Regions from separate parts of the Mus musculus genome. Here region 1 is linked to region 2. A link is a loop called in an ENCODE intact Hi-C map of the cell type or tissue named here. Cell type or tissue: heart. All regions are shown on one strand.

Evidence for each region. A loop is a pair of places that touch in the nucleus more often than their neighbours do. Peaks named below come from ENCODE experiments on the same cell type or tissue, not always from the same donor. Only the 100,000 strongest peaks of a DNase experiment are listed, where the experiment ranks them.
Region 1: it touches region 2 in a loop (1.8-fold over the local background); 1 of 42 quality-filtered maps calls a loop at or near these places.

Annotation. Positions count from the first base shown.
Region 1 is chr9:46,030,910-46,033,409 of GRCm38, forward strand. The region is part of intron 1 of Sik3 (SIK family kinase 3); the gene reads left to right. Among named protein-coding and RNA genes, the nearest start is that of Sik3, 19 kb to the left of the region's middle. In heart, no CTCF peak of the experiment used is centred here; a DNase peak (open chromatin) is centred at 1,462.
Region 2 is chr9:46,118,583-46,121,082 of GRCm38, forward strand. The region is part of intron 1 of Sik3 (SIK family kinase 3); the gene reads left to right. Among named protein-coding and RNA genes, the nearest start is that of Gm46110, 40 kb to the left of the region's middle. In heart, a CTCF peak has its summit at 1,223 (motif pointing left); DNase peaks (open chromatin) are centred at 1,649 and 2,429; H3K27ac peaks cover 1,488 bases.

The sequences.
Region 1 (2,500 bases), 88 kb before region 2:
CTTATGTGTATGTATGTGTGAAGGTGTCTGATCCCTAAGAACTGGAGTTACAGATAATTGTGAGCTGCCATGTGTGTGCTGGGAATTGAACCCAGATGCTCTGGAAGAGCAGCCAGTGCTCTTAAGCACTGGGCCTCTCTCTCTCCAGCTTCCTCAGTTTGTAATGGGAGGGGAGCAGGAAGAGCATCAGGATAGTTGAGTTGGTGCTGGGTTACCTACAGAGAAGGGAGTGGAAGGCCATCAGCCTGACAGTGTTAAGGAGGGAGGGGGTGACGTGGCCGATGCTGTAGTGCCAGCAGGCAGAGCGCTGCGGATTCAAGAGTTCCAGTTCCTCCTGGCTATATAGTGAGACCGTTGAACCTTTTCACCCTCCTTAAAGAGGTTGCAGGAGTTCAGTTTAGTGACCTTGATTTCTCACCTTGGGCCTGGCATGTCACCTTCGTGTGATAAGTAGTACTGCAGTTACATACTGGGTAGCTTCTTGTGGAGTTTAGGAAACTGCTGAAAAAAAAAAATCACAGTTTCTGTACCGTGGCCTCTTTATCTCTGTAAAACATTAGACATTCCTAAACTATGAACTAGAGCATTCTCTTGGACTCCACTAATGTCTTTCTCCTGCACAGCCAACTTCAGGGTTCCCTTAGAGACCTTTAGTGAAGTCTGGAGAAGAGAGCCATTGGAAGCGCCATGCTTTTTGTGATTCCATTCTTGTTTTCGTTTTGATTGGAAAGTTCTAGAGTGCTTCCATGAAGTTCCATTAATTCTAAAAAACGAAAAACAACCAACCAACCCCCCCCCCAAGCTCTTATATTTACAAGTATAGTTTTGCATTTCTCCTTTTCTTTAAAACAACAGAGGTTCTGATGAACCTTCAGACTTGCCTTAGTAAACCTAACCTTGGATTTCAGAATTACTAAAGGAGAAAAATAAATCAAGTAGGTTTGTTTGGGACCCTTGGTCTCCACCCTGCAGTTAAGTGCCACTGAAAATAACCCTGGAATAAAGAGTTTTTTATGTGGCAAGTCTTCCTTCTTGAGTTTTCTCTGGGCAGAGAACGGGCTCCTTTTCTTGCAGATGTTCGTTTTTCTCAATGCTCGTCTTAACGGAGAGGCTTTGCACCTCAGTGAGCAGTGCGTCAGGAGAAGTTAGCTGGCTCCTGTTGATTTGTTGCCCCGAGATTTACTGTGCTTGCAAAGCACCTGTCCGCACTGGAGTTATGCTGCCTGGCCGGCCGGCCGGCCGGCTTTTACACTTGGTTCCAGGAGAGGCAGCTACCTGTTGGAACACAAGAGAAAGAGAAAGAGGAGCCAGCAAATCTCTATCTGCTTTCACAGAAGAGGCTTTCCAATTAGAAAGCTTTCGTAGGCTTAACCTTCTTGCCCTAAAGTAACCCAGTGTTTCATTATGGATTCTGCTGAGGTTTTGGGGCTCAGTGCCAGGAGGGAGAGGACTAAGAAGGAATGTGAAGGGAACATTCAGAGGATGGAGCCCAGCGTCCACAAAGTGCTGCTTCATAGACTTGCTCCAAAAATAACGTGCTCACCGTAGGGGAGCCAGAAGAGAGGTGCGGTCGCTGCACTTTTGGGCAGTGTCAGGGGCTGGGGTGTTGCTCCAGTGTGATTAGAGCTATGTTTCAGATGATGTCATTTAAAATTTTATGTTTGGAGAACATTGTCTTTGGAAATTAAGGGGGAGAAAAAGGTCTATTTGGTTTTATTTTATTTGTATAAGTGTTTGTATGTCTGTGCATCCACTTGCATTCTGTTGCCTATCGGAGACGAGAAGAGGTTGTCTGATGCTCTGAATCTGCAGTTAGAGGTGGCTGTGAGCCATCATGTGGATGCTAGGACCTGAACTGTGGTCCTCCGAAAGTGCAGCTGGTGCTCTTAACTACTAAGCAGGTTTTTTAATCCCTGCCTCTGGAAATGTTATTTACCCCCATGCAAAAGCTATTCAGCAAAGTTTAGAGGACTATCCTTCCAGATTGGAGGAAGTTCATCTCTCCGAACAGGGGCAGTGCTCTGCATGGTAGTCACTTAATCCTTGAAGTTCAGGTTAAGAGCTTGCTTCGATCTTGTAGGCCTTGAGCGATTAGGATTTGATTTAGAAAAGTTAGCATTGGATGTAACCGCTCCATGCCCTGAAGGTAGGAAGTGTTATAGTTCAGAGGCCCCTTCTAAGTAAGCTTAGAGTTATAAATAACATTGAGTGTGGAAATGCCTTGCACACAGACTCATAATTAGCAAGTCAGGAAGTTTGACTAGAAGGAATAAATTAACCTCAGTTGCTGATGGAGTGAGATCATGGAGGGAGCATAGCTGTTAAGTGTCATGTTCAAGCTGGCCCAGGAAGTGACTTGTCAGACTTGCTGGCCACCTCATGCTGCCTTGGCCTATCGGCATTTAGTATGTAGTAGAAGAAATGATGTTGCTTCACCATTTATAGAAAATAAGGGTTCCAAGTGGCAGTGGCTGAGAGAAGCCCTCCAGGTTGCCTCCCA
Region 2 (2,500 bases):
TATTTAACTTAATATCTAAACTCTTATTTCCACATGTAATCAATAGAAAGGTAGGATGGTGAGCTTACAGTCCTTTGGTAATACTAATGTGATAAATGGTATATATTTGTGTGCACTGTCTACATTCAAATGCTATGTAACCATATGTGGCTGGTGGCTACTGTGTACGATTAGACATATCTAGACCATTCGGTAATTCTAGAGGTGAGCTGAGAACAATCTAGAGGAGATAAAATTTGTTCTAGAAACAGGCCAAAAAATTGCCTTCATGTAAGAGAACACTCACCTCCCTAAGGTTTAAGGACACAGTGGAACTAGCAGAAGACATTTCAGTGAGAGGGGCCGCTTCTTTCCTTGAAGGATGCCCCCTTCTCCCGAGGAAAGAAGACAGACTGTGCTTTCCTCTGTTGGAGGTTTTTTTTTTTTTTTTTTTTTTTAAAGCTGTGTATTTGTCATAGTGTTTCACTGAAACCCCCACCAGGGGTTTTTGCTGGGAAACTGTGGTTGGTTTGATCTTAGAGTTGAATTTTCTCCTGGTGTCTTGGTTCTACCACCGTGTCTTTCCTCAGAATGTCGGGTCAGAATAAGCAGGAGAATGACTCCCTTTGGGGGAAGCAGCCACTAATTCTTCTTTCATCTTCCTTCTGTGTGTGCATCCCTGTGCTGCAGAATGGAGGCAAGGGTTAAAGCCACTGTGGTTTCAGAAGTGAGAACCCCCGAGAGCGAGGAGGGAAGTTCTGGCTTTGGCATGAGCCGAACTTAATTTCTTTCTTACCAGATGCCAATTTAAAAAGAATTCGTTGAAGGGAAGTGTCTTGCGGAGGGAAATTTTTAAGAACGTTCACAATCTGCATCTATTTAGCAGCCTATTTGATGTGATGCCATGTTTAATTAATGTTGGAGTGTCAGTTCACACAGTCATATTCTCTGCAAGGGAAGAGGATTCTGTGGAGAACAGACCAGGCTACAGGACTCACAGGATCCTGCGCTGTGTCCACTCCCTTCTTGTTAATAGTTTCCATGTGCTTGGGTGAGTGTGTGACTTACAGGTTTCCCTCTCCCATCTCTAACAACTTACTGGGGACCTGGGGAGATGGCTCACAAGTTAAGAGCACTGACTGCTCTTCCTGAGGACCTAGGTTCAGTTCCCAGCACCCACAGATTAGCTTACAACCATCTGTAACTCTCATCATGGAGGCTCCAACTCCCTCTTCTGGCCTCTGAGGGCATCAGGCATGCACATGGTCCACAGACATACATCCAGACAAAACATCCGTATCCCTAAAAATTAAAACATGCTCTTTGGAAGTTTGTCTAGTTACCTGCAGATTTACTTCTGCTATAGCATGATTAATTTTTAAAGGAGCCTATGTGTACTTTAAGCTACAGCTTTTATCATATAGTCTGCAGCTGTGAAAAAAACCCATGCTCAGTATGCTGTTCTCAAAATAATCCTGCCGCGTGCCAGCCCCTGCTCTGTGACTTCATCATTTCTTCTGTTGTTCCTCCTCCTGCTGTTTAGAACCCTCCCCTTTCCTGCTTACAGCTAGGGCTTGCCATTGTCTAGCGGTACTGCAGTGCTCTTTAGGACTGGGGCTCCTTAGTTGGGGGGAGGGGCAGGGACACGCACAGCCTCAGCTTGGGCCTTGCTGTGGTTTCCGCCCTGTGGTTCAGGATGACTGTCCTGAATGGAATTCATTTTCCCTCAGCTCTGTTCCTTCCATACTCGTTACACATCAGCTGGCAGCAGGCCAGGAGCTTCTCTGTGCTCCCACAAATTGTCAGCTACTTTACTTCTGGCCCCTGGCTTGCCCTTTGACAAAGGAATTGATGTTTTTGATTCAGAATTGTGTTGCTTAGTGAAGCCAGTCTAATCCATGCCATAGAATGCTCAAAGTTTAAGGCCACATTCTAGAAATATTGAAAGCATCAGTACCTATATTCAATAGAGCCTCCTCCCACCCCTGCCCCACTTATCTGTAGGTGATAATTTTCAAGACCCTGATGGGGGTTCCTGGAGCCATAAACAGTGGCACCCCCTTCTCCCTCACAAATAAAATAGATTAGCCGTGGACTGCAGTAACAGTTATGTGGATATGCTCTTTATCTTGACAGCCAACCAACTGTAGATCTTAGCAGCTCTAGCTCATGATTTCTCTTCCATTTCTATTGTTGGTTTCTTGAGGCAGAGTCTTGCCTTATAGCCCAGCTGGCCTCACACTTAGGATTTCTTGCATGAACCTCCCTAGTGTACAGGACTATAGGCATGCACCGTCATGCCAGCTCCCTTCTAATAAAGGCAAGAGGGTGAAGGAAGGAAGCCCCTCTCAACTTCCCCAGGACACCCCGGGACTGCGGAGTTACCAGCATGGCTGCTCTTGTACTTTGGGGTACTTGGATCAGTAAAACACAGGTCACCTGAACATGATCTGAGTGATGTTGAGCAGCGAGCCTGACTACTGAGTAATAGGGTAGCGAATATGGCATGGGTGTGCTGTGT